Linked DNA regions of Homo sapiens: region 1 is linked to region 2. Evidence: read pairs that join two places in POLR2A ChIA-PET (ENCODE). Cell type or tissue: GM12878. All regions are shown on one strand. Links, peaks and the distances in the headings refer to the core of each region. The heading gives the core; the rest is flanking DNA. Region 1 overlaps PRKAR1B (protein kinase cAMP-dependent type I regulatory subunit beta). Region 2 has its middle 11 kb from the start of PDGFA-DT.

The links. Peaks named below come from ENCODE experiments on the same cell type or tissue, not always from the same donor. Only the 100,000 strongest peaks of a DNase experiment are listed, where the experiment ranks them.
Region 1: POLR2A ChIA-PET joins it to region 2 with 5 read pairs; 3 of 35 experiments call an interaction of 5 or more read pairs at or near these places.

Annotation. Positions count from the first base shown.
Region 1 is chr7:590,386-598,705 of GRCh38, reverse strand. PRKAR1B (protein kinase cAMP-dependent type I regulatory subunit beta) reads left to right here. Exons shown (of 11, transcript NM_001164760.2): 7 at 2,402-2,560. Among named protein-coding and RNA genes, the nearest start is that of PRKAR1B-AS1, 8.3 kb to the left of the region's middle. RefSeq lists a silencer at 7,551-7,697. In GM12878, for the core only: no CTCF peak of the experiment used is centred there; a DNase peak (open chromatin) is centred at 5,155; H3K27ac peaks cover 987 bases.
Region 2 is chr7:526,857-535,176 of GRCh38, reverse strand. No RefSeq gene overlaps it. Among named protein-coding and RNA genes, the nearest start is that of PDGFA-DT, 11 kb to the right of the region's middle. RefSeq lists an enhancer at 1,598-2,155 and a silencer at 4,294-4,490. In GM12878, for the core only: no CTCF peak of the experiment used is centred there; a DNase peak (open chromatin) is centred at 3,226.

The sequences.
Region 1 (8,320 bases), core at 255-8,254, 63 kb before region 2:
CAGCAAGAGGCCCCTGCATCGGAACAGAAGTGCAGAGGGTGCTGGAGGGAGGGTGATAGTGTTTAGTGCGGAGGGTGCTGGAGGGAGGGTGATGATGTTTAGTGTGGAGGGTGATGGTGTTTGGTGCGGAGGGTGCTGGAGGGTGATGGTATCTAGTGTGGAGGGTGCTGGAGGGTGATGGTGTTTAGTGTGGAGGGTGCTGGAGGGTGATGGTGTTTAGTGTGGAGGGTGCTGGAGGGAGGGTGATGGTATTTAGTGTGGAGGGTGCTGGAGGGTGATGGTGTTTAGTGTGGAGGGTGCTGGAGGGAGGGTGATGGTGTTTAGTGTGGAGGGTGCTGGAGGGAGGGCGATGGTGTTTAGAGCGGAGGGTGCTGGAGTGAGGGCGATGGTGTTTAGTGTGGAGGGTGCTGGAGGGAGGGCGATGGTGTTTAGTGTGGAGGGTGCTGGAGGGAGGGTGATGGTGTTTAGTGTGGAGGGTGCTGGAGGGTGATGGTGTTTAGTGCGGAGGGTGCTGGAGGGAGGGTGATGGTGTTTAGTCTGGAGGGTGCTGGAGGGTGATGGTGTTTAGTGCAGAATGCCTCCTGAAGCTGTGCCAGTGGCGACTGCCACCCCAGGCGTGCATGTCACGTACAGGGATGCTCCTGGCAGCACGACGTGCTGTGGACCCTGGAGTCCGTCACCTGCAGCGTGGATAGACACGGTGAGACCCACAGGGTGAGCTCCGGATCCCTCTGGGGAAGAGTCCCCTGGGAGTTTGTGAGGCCCCGATCTGAGCGATGTGAAACTCACTGTGCTGCAAGAGTTGGGCACGTTCCTATTTGCAAGTTCTGCCTCCATAAACTGGTTTTGACAAAACCTTAGGCAAAGTGGGAGTGTCCACTGCGAGGCGGAAGGCCAGGCTGTGCCCAGGCCATTGCAGGCCCTCTCCAGCTTCATCGCCCGCAGGCCAGGCTGTGCCCCGGCCATCGCAGGCCCTTCCCCCGGCTTCATCGCCAGTCCTCCCCTAGCTCTGGGTCCCCTTTGAGAAGCAAGAGGCAGAGGTTCTGGAGGGCATTCTCTGAGGTCCCCTCGCCCCTAAAACGCTGGAGTTGCTGCCTCCTCCACGTATCCCTGCACGCGCGGGTGGGTACTCTCTGGCTCCGTGGAAGGACGGCCGTCTTCTGATTCCTGGAGGGGATCACTGGGGGGAAGCTGGTGTTTCTTCTGCCCCGTAATCCTGCTCCAGCCTCCCTCCAGGAACTGGGGAGCCTGGTGGGCCAGGTGGAGATGATCCCCACATCCCCGCCAGGCAGAGTCTGCCTTTGCACAGCAGTCGCCCCTGTGCCTCCGAAAGTTCGTGGTCGACCAGTTCTCCCCAGCGCTCACTTGTACCTAATTGTGGAGTTACACCTGCGTGGCCTTTTCTTTCAGATAGAAGACTCTGTGCCTCAGTTATTATCCAGATAATGAGTCATTGATTTCAGTAAGAATTGATTCCATGATTCATTGCAATCCATTCTTTCCCGATATGCAACCAATGGGAACTGCTTTGCCAATGGGAACTATTCTTTAAGCTCATTGACACCCAGAGGGGATAAAGCGTGTATTGTGTCAATTTATAGTAACGGAATCTGCATAATCACTGCATAATAAACAATCTGCACCATTCTTGCACGGACCCAACTGTGATGCTCAATGCATAGTAGGCACCCTGTGCGGGGGCGGCGGCCCACCCGGGCTGAAAGGGAATCTTGTCTGGGCTCCTTCCCAGGCGCAGCTCGGCCGCAGCGCCCAGCCATAGGGCGCCCATTCAGACTCCAGCCCGAGGAGCTCAGGCGCTGCCTGTAGGGAGGGAGGCCCTGGCAGGAGAGGTCTGCACTTGAGGCCGCCCGGCTCCTTCGGGGCCCAGTGGTGTGTGCTGGTGGAGGTGGGGACAGAGGAATGGCCTGGGGTGGAGAGGAAGCACACAGGTCCCCAGAGCAGAGCCCCGTGGGGATCACAGGCTCCAGCTCATCACGGTGCAGCTAGGGAAACTGAGGCCCAGAGAGGCTGAGTGAGAAGTTGACGGATTGAATCAGACACTGCCTGGGAGTCAGGCTGGGGCCGCTGTGCCGCAGAGCGGGGGCCGGGTGCGTCCGCCTCTGGTGTGGTTGTCTCATTGGCACTGGCGGCTGGGCCCTCCTGCTGTGGAGGTCTGATGCTGTCCCACCGTGGCTCTCAGCAGGGCTGGGGGTGGGGTGAGCACTGGGGTCCACAGGCCCATTGCTGGGGAACGCAGGGCTCTGCCCACAAGCGAAAGGGCTTGTGCCCCGCCCTGCGGGGACCCTCTTCTGGAGAGAGCTAAGGGGGACTTTCTGTATGGGATGCAGAGGAGGTCACCCTGCCTGGCCCCCGTGACACTTCTCTCTCTTGCTCCCCAAAGGTGTACGTGAACGGAGAGTGGGTGACCAACATCAGCGAGGGAGGCAGCTTCGGGGAGCTGGCGCTCATCTACGGCACCCCCAGGGCTGCGACCGTGAAAGCCAAGACGGACCTCAAGCTCTGGGGGATCGACCGGGACAGCTACCGGCGCATCCTTATGGTGAGTTGGTGCCCAAGCACAGAGAAGGCCAACACCCACCCTTGGCCAGGCGTCCCTGGGAACCCTAGCTCTATTCAAGGTGGGGATGCACCTGGAGAAAAGACACTTCCAACCTCCCTGACAGATCTGGCCTGTGAGAGGAGTGGAAAGGGGTGGAGGGATTCTGGAAGCTTCTTAGAAGACAGGTGGCTGGGGAGGCCCCTTCACCGTCCTCCTTTTCTCCTTCCCACTGTCTGGACTGTGGTTGTGATGGCTGGTGCTCCAGCTGCCATGTTGGGCCAGGAGGTGACTATGAGCGTGAAACCCACTCACCATGGTGATGGAGCAAAGAGGTGTGAGGAGCGTGGTTCCCTGCCGACACGGTGGCTGCTCACCCACGGGCTTCCTGTGTGTGGGGACTGACTCTTGGGCTTTTAGCTTTTTTTCTTATATGTGGCCAGATCTACTCTGAGCCACGTACCCTGTACTGTGTGTGTTGTGTGCACACGTGGGTGTATGCCTGTGCTTGCTGTGGGCGGCGGGGGTGCTATGGGCCGATTCAGCTGCCACGGCTGGTGTTTGTAGGGGCTCCTGGAGGTGAGCTCGTGGGGAGCCCGGGGAGGACCCTTTCCAGGGAGAGGAGACCCTCCACGCCCTCCCCGCACACACCCCACCTGCCAGGCCCTGTTCTGGGTGCAGGTCTGTGGGGAACACAGGCAGGGCAGCTGGAGTCTTGTCCTGGTGGAGGCGGCCGTGAACACCCGGCCCCAGAGGGTGATTCCTGTGGAGAAGGACCAAGCCGAGAAGCAGGTGGAGGCAGACGGAGTGGGGCGGGGGGGACTGCTGTTCCGTGGAGGGGCCTCAGAGACCCCCCTGATAAGGTGGCATTGAGCAGAGCCTCAGGGCAGGACGCCCGGGTGCCGGAAGCAGCCCAGGAGCGTGAGGGCCGAGGAACAGCAGCACAGGGCTGGGCCAGGGCTGAGGGGCCTGTGTGGATGAGGAGGCCTTCCCGCGTGGGGCAGTGAGGCGCTGTCCAGAGAGGGCGGGGAGGGCTCCAGGCCGAGGACCCGCAGCTTCTGCAGGAAGCACCCTGTCAGAGTGCTCAGGAGCCACGGTGGGAGCTTGAGGGCAGCTGTGACCAGATGTGGACCCAGTTCCCTGGGCCGGTTTGGGGCCATCCAGTGAGCGTAGACAGCACCCCGTGCGGCCATTCATCCTGGGAAGCTCTGGGTCTGCCACAGTGTCTGGGGTCCCTTGGTGGTCTGGGGACCCTCATAGTTTGGAGTCCCCTTGTGGTTTGGGTGGTCTCGTCATGATCTGGGGGGGACTCCTCATGGTCTAGGGGATCCCCTCATGGTCTTGGGGTCCCCTCATAATTTGGGGTCCTCTCATGGTCTGGGGGAGTCCCCTCATGGTCTAGGGGTCCCCTTATGGTTTGGGATTTCCCTTGTGGTCTGGGGAGTCCCCTCATGGTCTTGGGGTCCCCTTGTGGTCTAGGGGGTCCCCTCATGGTCTTGGGGTTCCTTCATAGTTTGGAGGTGTCCCCTTATGGCCTCAGGTCTCCTCCTCAGCTCCTTCTGTCCCATCGCTGGGCAGAGGCCTCCAGGAGCCAGCGCCTGTGGTTTGGGTGGCCGCACCCCTCCACTCTGTCCTTACCTAGCCATGACCGCTGGGCCAGGGGCTCCTCTGAGCTGGTTGGGGGTGACACAGCAGAACCTGGTGGCGGTGGGCTTGTTGCCAATGCAGCCCCGGACAGCGTCTGCTCCGAGCCCTCTCCTTCGGGGCCTGGGGTCCCGGGGTCCAGCCCGGCCGAGGAGGGGTTGAGCCAGGTGGGTGTTGCCGGGGTCCTCGGCCTCTCCTCCATCCCCTGCTTGGGATGGTTCCCTCCACTCCATGCCCGAGGCCAGCCTGGTTGCTATGGCAGGAGGTGAATGGCCTGGTGTCTTCTAGGGGGCTTGGCTGACTCCTGGAAGGCCAGCCTGGGTGGGTGTGATTCCTAAGGAGGGAGCCACAGTTCCAGGACGCCCAAGGGCAGGACTGGGGAGAGTCCTGGGGGATGGTTTAGGATGGAGCCCCGTGAGCTGGGAGAGCAAGTTCAACCCTGGGTTTCCCTCTTGGAAGTGCGTCGTCTGATTGGGGAACAAGGATTTGATGGCCATGGGCCAGCTGAGAGACGGTGTCCTGCTGGCGCTGGCCTGTCCCGGCCCCACGGCGATGCCGGCTCTTGTGTTTTGTGGATGGCGCGTTCGCACAGTCTTTGGGGCGGCTGTTTCATCAGATTCTGCACCCCATGAGCTTCTCATTTATGCACCTGTGGGGCATTGCTGGGGTGCCCACCCTGGGTCTGGGGCTCCTGTGCTGCTGGGGATACTCCAGTACACAGAACAGATGATGTGCAGCCTCCTGGGAGGAGTTGCACGCTCCCTCTCTTCTGTCTGAACCCGCTCACTCCTGCCTTCACTGGGAGGCCTCTGTCGCCGCGTGGGAGGGGTCCCCTGAGACACCCTCCCCCTGAGAGGGGCTGGAGCGGTTTTGGGGCAGGAAGAGGGCACAGCGGTTCCCATCTCCTCTGGGCGCACCTGGCCCGGCGTTGCATAAGCCGTTTCCCCACCATCCTTGACGCCCTGTCGCTCCCGGCTGGGGGATTTTTGTGGCTGGAACCTTATATTCAGGGAAGTTCCCAAACCACTGAGGGAGCTGGCGCTTCCTCTGTTTTAATTTTGGGTCCCTGTGCGCTAAGAATAGCTGGCCGCGCCGGGCTGGTTTGGACGGGAGCATTTGCAGGATGGTGTCTGTTTCTGTATTGGCCCCGAGCTCCTCACACAGCTCCTGTTTCTGCCTTAGTCCCGAGCTGGGACGTGCTGGGACCTGGGGGACGCGGGAGACCCGGTCTGGTGTCTCCAGGAAGTAGACCACCGCCCAAAATGTGAACGCTGACTCCAGTTTAGGATCCCAGAGTGTCTGATCTGGGAGACTCCCTGATGCCCGTCTCTTTCCTCCACCGCTTCACGTTTTATCCGAGGAAGGATGGGGTGACCCCACCTCTAGGCTCCCAGGCAGGGGCCCAGCCCGGGGCCAGCACTCCCCAGACTTGCTTTTTCTTTCTTACCTTTTTGTTTTTTTTAATTTTTTTGAAACAATGTCTCACTGTCACCCAGGATGGAGTGCAGTGGCACAATCTCGGCTCACTGTAGCCTCCGCCTCCCCGGCTCAAGCCATCCTCCCTCCTCAGCCTCCCGAGTAGCTGGGACTACAGGCGTGTGCTACCGCGCCTGACTAATTAAAAAATTGTTTTTTGTAGAGACCTGGTCTCACTATGCCACCTAGGCTGGTCTTGGACTCCTGGGCTCAAGTGATCCTCCCGCCTCAGCCTCCCACAGTGCTGGGTCTATAGGTGTGAGGTGTGAGCCACCGTATCCGGCCTGATTTTTCTTTCTTGTAAGCTTTGGAGTCCTCTGTTCACCCTGATCCTTACCCAGGACCTCAGCGTTTGGAAGCAATGGATGTAGAATTCTGTGGTGGAGGCTGTGCTGGGGTATCCAGAGCCCAAGACCCCCTTGGAACCTGAGTCTTTGGTGGAGGTTGGACCCTCCCCGCCCCTCAGCCCCCGCTGACCAGTATCCGGAGTGACTCGGCACAGCCAGTGGGGCCAGGAGGGGACCAGTGTCCGGAGTGACTCGGCACAGCCGGTGGAGCCGGGAAGGGACCGATGTCCGGAGTGACTCGGCACAGCCAGTGGGGCCAGGAGGGGACCAGTGTCCGGAGTGACTCCGCACAGCCAATGGGGCCGGGAAGGGACGCGGCTTCTCCATTTCTCAGCACAAGCAGTTTGTCACTTGTAGCCTCGAGGACGCTGCTAAGGTCACGGAGGGTCCCCGAGCCTCGACCGGGGCTTAGTGCCCTGCAGTGTCCACGTGAGGCCACGGCAGCCGGGAGGGCCCGTGTGCACCCTCACTCGGGCGGGACGGTGGGCTCAGGAGCTCTGAGGCAGCCGTGATGTGCTGAGGGTCACACAGTGTGCACGTGGGGACCCTGATCCATGGGGGGATCAGAGCCGGGACCTGCCTGGCAAGTCCACCTCACGGAGGCCCTGGTGGGAGGAAAAGTGGGCACCGTTCACAGCTGGCGACCCCTGCTCCGCCTGCCTGGGCCTCTTTCTCTTCTCATTGGCCCTGGGGTCTGTCACGCTGGGTTCCACAGCGGTGCCTTCAGACTGAAGTTGCCAACCCCACAGCCGTGCGTGGGAGCCGGGGCTGGCTTTCTGGTGGGCTTCACCTCACGACTTTGGGGGTGTGTGGCTGTGGTGTGAATCTGCTCCTCCTGGCTTTGAAGTGTGAGGGGATGAGGCCGTGTTGCAGCCATCTGGGGCCATTGTGGGGAGGGTCAGGCATCACCAGTCATTTCACCCCACTGACAGTGCGTCTCCAGGCTGGAGAAGTGGCTGCTGTATATATTTTTCTTTTCCTTTTTTTTTCTGTTAATAGAGGTGAAGTCTTGATATGTTGCCCAAGCTGGTCTCAAACTCATGAGCTCAAGCGACCCTCCCGCCTTGGCCTCCCAGAGTGCTGGAATTATAGGCGTGAGCTGCTGCACCTGGCAGCCGTTATCAACGCTCCAGTTTTCCAGGCTTTCTGTGTGTAGGTGCTGGCAAGATGGGGCAGAGCTGAGGCCGGGACCCAGGCCCCGTGCCCCCCGAGCCGACTCATGGGAAGTGGGTGGGACCGGTGTTAAGAAGCCACTTCTAGCGCCCCCGCCCTCCCCGTGCCGTGGGCTTGAGGAAGCCCTGTACCTGGAAATGGGGGTCACCTGCCTTTTCCCACACAAAGCCCCCCTTGGGGATGCCGGCAGACACACTGCAGAGCCCCCACGTGGGGGTCCCAGTGCCCACCGGCCAGCTCGGAGGCCAGCTCCCAGCCCTGCCTCACCGACCGTCTCAGCCACAGAAGGAACATGATCCCAAAAGGGGCAGTCTTTGGGGCCGGGCCCTCCCCCGGGGGCCCCTGGCAGCCTTCAGCTGTCACCCCGCCGCGAGAGATGGACGGGTGCACGAGGCTTTAATGTCTGAGGTTCCCCGGGCAAAACACGCTTGCATTCCTCCGGCTGGGCGTAATTGCTGGGCAGTCAGTGTGAATTATAAATTATTTTTCAAAAGAAGTGCTTTTTTTATGGCTGGCAGAAATCTAAAATGGCCTGGGCTGGGTCATTGCGCCTGCCACTGCCCCGGGCATCCGGCCCGCTCTCCGCTCTCGGGGGCAGACACGCGGCACTTTCTGCTGCCGACGGGCCTGGGCTCGGCGTTTCTGAAAAGATCGTTGTCACTGAGGAAGCCCGGTTCGTTCAGGCACCCGCAGCGGGTGGAGAAGTGCCGTCTGCACCGTCTTGGTCTTGGGCCAAGTTCCTGAGGTTTTTCTGGACCTGCTGGGCTGTGGGCTTTTGCCAGAAAGAGGGGACCTTGGGGAGGGCTTTGGCAGAAGATAGGACACCCCCTGGACTCTAAAATTGGGGCTTACAGCCATTTTAGTGCTGCTCTGACCCAGAGCTGATGGAGAAACTGAGACCTGGGTATCGGGGAGGGCTGGGTTCCCACCTGCATCTCCTGCGTCTGCGTCTGCTGTGACTTGCAAGGCCTGGGGCTGTTTTCTCCCCGGATGCTGGCCTCTTGGGCTCCAAGTGCCCATCTCTCGGGGCCCCGCCCCCACCCTGCTGGTCTCTTGGTCCCCTGGACTGGGCACGCGAGGGCCACACGTTGGAGTGGCAAGGTCAGTGCCGCCAGGCCAGGAT
Region 2 (8,320 bases), core at 218-8,217:
CTTTACAGAACATACAAAAATTAGCCAGGTGTGGTGGCTTGCACCTGTAGTCCCAGCTACTCGTGGGGCTGAGGTGGGAGCATCACCTACGCCTGGGAAGTGGAAATTGCAGTGAGCTGTGATTGCAGCCTGGGCAACAGAGCAAGACCCTGTCTCACAAGATAAAACAATAAAGAAAAGAGGAGCCCGGGAAGGAGTAGCCGGGGTTGACTCCAGAACACAGGGCTGGGGGTCCTGAAACAGGAGAAGGCGGCACATCGGGGGCAGGTGTGCAATGCTGCAGTGATGTCCTATCAGATAAGAGAACTGACCAGAGGGGTCAGTGCTGGCGAGGTCGTGGCGCTCTTCACAACAGGCGATCCATGGGTCGGATGGCAGTTCAGGAGTGGGCATCTCAGCCCCCTGGCCAAGGACTGCGTTCTGAGAAAGAGCTTCATTGATCTTACCGGTAGGCAGACGGGTGGTTCGCACTCTTTCTTGCTGACGAGAACCAGGGCTCTCCAGCCGCTCCTGGCAGCCGTCTTGTCACCATGAGGGAACCCAAGAGGAGGACCAAGATGTGGAGCCGGACCCTTGATCAGACCTCTCCTGAATCCCGCCTCTGGGCTTCCCAGTAAGATCCCTGACTGTGTTTGGGCTGAGTTTCTATTTTCTGGAGCTGAACGCATCAGCTGAAATAGCCAGACTGTCCAACAGGCAGGTTAAGCCCCTGGTTCACGTGTTTGTCACCCATCCTCACCTTCCAGATGTCCAGTCCCATGAGGGTGGGACTGTGTCCCTGCTGCGTCCCCTGACTAGAACGGGGTGGACACAGAGTACACAGTACGTGCAAAATAAATACTGTTGAATGCAGCCGGGCGCAGTGGCTCACCCCTGTAATCCCAGCACCTTGGGAGGCTGAGGCAGGAGGATAGCTTGAGGCCAGAAATTGGAGACCAGCTTGGGCAACTTAGCAAGATCCTGTTGCTACAAAAACTTAAAATACTGTTGAATGGAAGTGTCTTAAATCACACTATCAAAGCAAGGGGGAGAGTGAGCGAGCGAGAGAGAGAGAAATGGAGAGATGGAGAGAGACAGAGACATGGGGAGAGATGGAGAGAGAGGGAGACAGAGACCGGGGGGAGAGACCAGAACAGAAACAGCAATACAGAGATAGCGAGATGAGTGGGGAGACAGAGTGACGGGCCCTCTCTGGTAATCTCACCCAGAAGTTTACAGTCAGCAGATCTGGGGATCATTCTGGACACCACAGTTTGCTGTGTGGATTATTTTGGATTTCGAGGATGAGGGGTGCGCTGTGGTCCTGGCTGCGGCTGAGGGCTTGGAAGGTCTGGCTTGTGCTAGGTGGGATCACCGGGCACCTGCGGCTCAGGGGGCTGCCTGCTGTCCAGCCCAACAGACGAGGCTGTGAAGAGCAGGGCACTGACCGGGCTCCTGTCCCACCAGGGTGGGGCAGAATTGCTCCTGTTCACTGGGCACCTGCTGTATGCCAGGCAGTGGGTCTGTGCACCCCTCATCACACACAGCCCTCTCCCCCAGGCCAGGACGAGTGCCAGCTGCCCTGGGCTACGCACCATGTCTGTGCTGAGCCTGTTGCGGTGTTCCTGTAAACAGCCCTCACTAGCAGCCACGTGGGCTGCATTGCGCCTTATCACCTTTAGGCCACCGGGGCTCAGAGACGAAAGCAACCCATCCAAGGTGCACAGCAGCCAGCGGCGGAGCTGCCACCTCCCTCCTTCCCTCCACCCACGTCTGGCACCCCGCGGGACTGGACGTCCCGGGTGCTGGGGGAAGCCTGGTTTCTGCCATTTCCACGCAGGGGCAGGGGGATGCTATCCCACCAGAGGGGAGTCTGTGCCACAGCCCAGAGGTGCACCTTGGGTCACAGCGAGGCGAGGATAAGATTATCTGATGTATTTTGTTCTCTCCTGTCCAGAAAAACAGCCCCAGGCCAAAATGGCTTCTCCAGTGGTCCAGACAGGGAGGGACCTCAGAGCTCACCCACTGCTCACCCGAATCCTCGCCCAATGGCCAGGGGGTGAGACCCCAAGGAGGAAGAGTGTGCCGAGGTCACTCAGAGGGGAGGTTTGAGCCCCAGGTCTCTCCCACCCCACGCCTCAGTGCTCCAGCTAAGTGCTCGCCAGCTATGTCTGGGGTTACAGTTGCCAGGGGTCACAGGTCGCCCAGCCAGGACAGTGCGGGAGCTGCAGTTGGGTGAGGACAGGGAAGTCCCCTCAGGCAGGCCTGGGAAGGGAGGAGCGTGGTGTTCTCTTCTGCCTGGAGGGCCGGGGGCCATTTCTCATTGGTGACCCTAGGGGTCCTGGGTGCTGTGTCCAGATCTGGCCAAGCAGAGCATTGTCCCCAACCATGGTCACTGACCTGGGGCAGCACGAGCCCAGACTTAGCCAGTGAGATGCAGCTTCGCAGCTCTGAGTCTGGGGCAGTGAGTGTGAGGCTGAGTGTCAGTCTGCTGTCCTGCTGCTGTGAAAGGGAGACGAGGTCCCAGTGCCTGATCCAGCCACTCCAAGAGTCTGGGGCAGCGAGGGTGTTAGTCTGCTTTCCTGCCGCCGTGAAAGGGAGATGAGGGCAGGAGACAGCTCTGAAGACACGGGCCGAGGGCCCTGATCCAGCCATGCCTGAAACTGCTCACTCCTGAGCTCAACAGGTACATAGACCAATGCATTCTCTTGCTTTCTTGGGCCAGAATGCATTGGGTTCTTGTCATTACAGCCAAGGGTCATGATGTCTAAGGATAGACCCAGGTGGGGTGGGCTGTGGCTTTCTCTCTTCCTGTCTGGAAACTCACAGGTGGGAGATGACGGGCAGCTGGATCCTCCTGCAGGAGGCTAAGCAGTCAGGTCACCAGCCCCCAACGCAGAACTTCAGCAAGGACACAGGAGTTCCCCCGCCTGGCCTCACCCCCTGAGCTCCCAGGTCAGGGCCACCATGAGCGTGGACGTCAATGGGTCTCCTCAGCCGCAAACTGGAGCTCGATCTTGCACCTGCAGGGCCTACTGGGGAGTCCTGCTGGTTTAGGACACCTGCGCACGTCAGGTTCTGTTTGGGGGTCAGAGAGATGGTGTCTCCATGTCCCACTGGTTGGCACCATGCTGTACGTATGCAGTCCCGTCTGCTGCAGTGATGTGAGCGTGGTCCTGACGGGCGTTGGGGTGGGAGGACCAGCTTCCCCCTGCTCTCTGCGTGGGCTGAGGGGAAAGACCAGGCAGCCATGGAGTGGGCACGGGGCTGGGGACTTCCCTCTCTGACTCTCACCTCCTCTCTCTCTCACCTTCTCTTGCTCTTTTACTTCCTTTCTCTCTCACCCCCTCTCCTCTCTGTCTCACCCCCAACCCTGTGGCTTACTTCCCCCATCTCCTCCTCTCTGTTTCACCCTCCGCCTCGTGGCTCCCCTGTCCCCCTCACCTCCCCTGTCCCCCTCACCTCCCCTGTCCCCCTCACCTCCCCTGTCCCCCTCACCTCCCCTGTCCCCCTCACCTCCCCTGTCCCCCTCACCTCCCCTGTCCCCCTCACCTCCCCTGTCTCCTCCTCTCTCACCCCACCCTGGGGCTCACCTCCTCCCTCACCTCCTCTCTCTGTTTCACCCCCCACCTCGTGGCTCACCTCCCTGCTCACCTCCCTGCTCACCTCCTTTTCCTCCTCTTTCCTATTCTCCTTCAGTTTACTGTCTCCCTCCCACTTCTCAGCTCTTTATTCCTCAGCATGGTTTGGTGCCTACCCCAGGGTGTTCGGAGTCTGTTTCACAAGAAAGCCATTTGCCCCCACACCTCACTTGGCCCCCAAGGGCAGTGTGGGTGAAGCAGTCTCTCTCAGCCAGGAAGAGGAGTCACCCAGACCCTCCAGCCTCCCCTTGAGGCCAGCCCACCGAGCCACGGCACCGTCACAGGACAGCCACGCCCCCAACCAGCCCACCCGCTGAGCACTGCCCCCCACCCCCTGCCACCCTGGCCCCCGCCCCCCGCCCCCCGCCCCTGCCCCTGCCCCGCCTGCCCCTGCCCGGCCCCACTCCCAGGCTTGGCGGAACAGGGACCAGGCTGGTGGCAAGTCTGCAGGGGCCGGGAGGGTCTTCAGCACGGCTTCTGTTTTTCCCATCACAGCAGCACTGGAGTGGCAGTCATCGCATCCCAGACGGGTAAACTGAGGCTCAGGGCGTCAGCGTGAGTTGCTTGAGGTCACACAGTCGGCAGGAGGTCAACTCTAAAGCCCAGCTCTGCTGGCCCAGTGGCGGGGGCTGGCCTGTGTGGCCAGGGGCGTCCCCAGGCAGCACTGTCCGTTCAGAGGGCACCTGGGGGCCAGAGCCAGGCAGGACCCGCCAGGCACACAGCCCCATCAGAGATATAGCTTTTCATGCCCCAGTGCCTCTTATAAAACAGAAGCAACAGCATTTCTGGGGCCAGGCGCCGTGACTCACGCCTGTAATCCCAACACTTCAGGAGGCTGAGGCGGGCAGATCATTAGGTCAGGAGTTCGAGACCATCCTGGCTAACATGGTGAAACCCTGTCTCTACTGAAAAACACAAAAAAATTAGCCGGGCGTGGTGGCGGACGCCTGTAGTCCCAGCTACTCGGGAGGCTGAGGCAGGAGAATGGCGTGAACCCGGGAGGTAGAGGTTGCAGTGAGCCGAGATTGCACCACTGCACTCCAGCCTGGGTGACAGAGCGAGACTGCGTCTCAAAACAAAAACAGAAACAAAAAAACCCCAGAAGCAACAGTGATTCTTAGAGAAGTAACATTAACACATCACAGAGCATCCGGACGCTGGGTGTGGAGGAAACGTGACAAGCAGCCCCAAGCTCTGACGCCTCAGCGGGCAGCGTCGTGTCGCGCCCTGAGGACCGGGCAGCGCCGGGCGAGGGCTTGGAGAAGAACAGGGCGTGGAAGCTATAAGCCCGGTGCTAGGAGGCTGTCTTTCTGTCCACCCATAAATGGAGCCGCGATTTCCAACAGCGAGAGGAGGGGTAAGAACACGAGGGCCGTTTGCGCCTGGGATTTGATTTGATTTGATTTATTTTCTGGCATCTTGATCTCGGAGCACCTAGGATCTTAGGTTGTTCCTAGTTGCTGTTTTAAATCCTGGTGCTCTGAGCCCTTGAAGCAAACGTGTCGTTTTCTTAGGCTGGGTGCCCGATGTGGGATTACAGGGTCAGGGGCCGCGGCCACACTGGTGGCTCCTGGTGCCAAATTGCCGCCAGGTTGACCTGCAACTTCCGGAAGCTCAGAAAGTAGCCTGTGCTCCCCAGGCCTCTCCCTCGGGGCGGGGGTGGAGGCTGGGGGGGGGCATGGTTGGTGATGAAGGAAAAGGTCCTCCTGTGTTTCTTCCCAGCTGTGATTCTCCTGCACATCATCAGTGGTTTTCTGAGCATGAGCAGAGACCCCGATATATAAATGTGCTTTAAAAATGTGGCAAATATGTTGTTCTGTACATGCAGATAAGAACACAGGGACACTGGAAATTAAGTGTAACGCAAAACTAAAGGATTCCATTTGTTTAGATTTTAAATTTTTTACGAGATCTTTCGATTGTCTACACTGTCAAACCCAACGGTCTTTTTTTTAAACTTAAAACATGAAAGGCCGTGTGCGGTGGCTCACACCTGTAATCCCAGCACTTTGGGAGGCCGAGGCAGGCGGGTCACCTGAGGTCAGGAGTTCCAGACCAGCCTGACCAACATGGAGAAAGCCCATCTCTACTAAAAATACAAAATTAGCCAGGTGTGGCGGCGGGCACCTGTAATCCCAGCTACTTGGGAGGCTGAGGCAGGAGAATCACTTGAACCTGGGAAGTGGAGGTTGCAGTGAGCCGAGATCGTGCCACTGCACTCCAGCCTGGGCAACAAGAGTGAAACTCCATCTCAAAAAATAAAATAAAAAGGTTTGGAGAGCCTTTTAAAAATAATAAAACATGAAACGTAACACTCCTTCTAGTCTTTTATTTGGGGTTTGCTCTGTGCTTTCTAAGTTCTGAACGTTCTCTCCATTTTAGAAGTTTGATAAACTATGGGAAAACTAGGAAATAGGAATTAGCTTTTTTCCACCACTTTTTGTTTTGAAAACTTCAATTTTACAGAAAAGTCATAAGAATAATACAATGAACAGCTGTATACCCCTCACCTCATTCACCTGTTGTCCCCATTTTATCTCTCATTTCTATCTATATCTATCTCTATATTTATCTACCTATATCTATCACTCTACCATCCATCCATCCATCTACTCATCCATCCATCCATCCATCATATATCCATTCATCTTCTGTCCATCTATCCATCCATCATCTATCCATCCATCATCTATCAATCCCTCCACCCATCTACCCATGTATCACCTATCCATCCATCCATCATCTGTCTATTCATTATCACCTATCCATCCATCCATCATGTATCTATATCCATCAATCCATCTTCTATCCATTCATCCACCCATCTATCCATCATGTATCCATCCCTCCATTGTCTATCCATCCATTCATCCATCATGTGTCTGTCCATCCATCATCCACCCATCCATCATCTATCAATCTCTCCATCATGTATCCATCCATCCATTATCCATCCATCCATCATCTGTCTATTCATCCATCATCCATCCATCATCTACCCATCTGTCCATCATCTATTCCGTCATCACCTATCCATCTGTAATCCCTCCATTCATTTATGCGTCCATTCATCTACCATGTATCCATTCATCCATTCATCATCTATCCATCCATCATCCATCATCTATCCATCCATTATCTATCCATCCATCCATCTTTCTATTCATCCATCCATCATCTACCCATCTGTCCATCATCTATTCCTTCATCACCTATCCATCCATAATCCATCCATCCATTCATTCATCTATGCATCCATTCATCCACCATGTATCCATCCATCCATTCATTATCTATCCATCCCTCCATCAATCATCTATCTATTCATCATTTGTCTGTCCATCATCTATATTCCCCTCCCAACCATTTGAAAATAAGCTGCAAACATCATGACACTTTACCCCAACTGCCATGGCATCACCCAAGAACAAGGAGGTCCTCCTGCACCACCATCACACCATCAGCACACCCAAAGGACTCAACAGTGATACAATAAAGTAATCTAATATTTCCCCAGTGGTCCCAATCAGCTTTTGAGCTGCCTGCTGGTTTGAATGTGGGAGTCCATCAAGAATGGAACATGGCATTGAGTTGTCAGGTCTTTTAAGTTCCTGTTAGTCTAGAACGGTCGCCCTCTGGTGCTTTTCTCATGGCAATGATGTTTTTGCAGGTCAGGCCAGGTGTTAAGTGGAATGTGTCTCAGTCTGGGTTGTCTCCTTGTTTCCTTGAGGTCCGATCAGGGCTAAACATCTTTGGCAGGAATGTGGCAGGGGATGTGTGCCTATCCTTGCTTCACGTGGTACAAGTTTATCCCTGAACCTTTTAATATATATATATAAACTTAATTTTTAATACATCTGAAGTTAGTGTGGGGTAAAATGAGGATTTCATCAGATTTTTTTTTTTTTAGAACAGCTTCAACTGCATTTAATCCACAATCCTTTCAATGTCTTTTAAAATTCTTCATTTACAACAGAGCCTTTTCTGGGGTCTCTGGTCACATGGGTGCCACACTGTTCTGATTATTGTGGCTCTAAGATATGGTTGGCCTTGTGGTGGCTCACGCCTGTAATCCCAGCACTTTAGGAGGCCAAGACAGGCAGATCACTTGAGGCCAGGAGTTCAAGGCCAGCCTGGCCAACATGGCAAAACCTTGTTTCTACTAAAAATACAAAAATTAGCCAGGCGTGGTGGCACCCTCCTGTAGTCCCAGCTACTCGGGAGGTTGAGGTGGGAGAATCGCTTGAACCTGGGAGGTGGGCATTGCAGTGAGCTGAGATCGTGCCCCTGCATTCCAGCCTGGGTGACAGAGAGATACCCTGTCTCAAATGAATAAATAAAAGTACAGTATGCTTAACCTTCCTCCTCCCCCTCCCACCCACATACTTTCTTTGTTCTAGAAGTTTCTGTGCTTCCCATGCATACATGCATGTGGCTTTCTGGCTGCCCCTCTCTCTGGCCGCGACAGGCCACTTCCTTTCTCTGCCCCATGAGCTCGGGTCCCCTCCACCTCAGCCCTGCTGGTGAAGGTCAGATTTGTGCTTCTGCTCAAGGGAGGTGCTGGTCACCCCGATTTGGGGTCTTTTCCATGGGGCAGGGCCGGCGTCTCATCCTCTTCCCTCAGCAGAGGCCGAGGAAGGTCAGGGGCGCGGGGGCTTGGCCTGGCTCCTTCGCCTCTCCCGATGTCTAACCTGCACCTT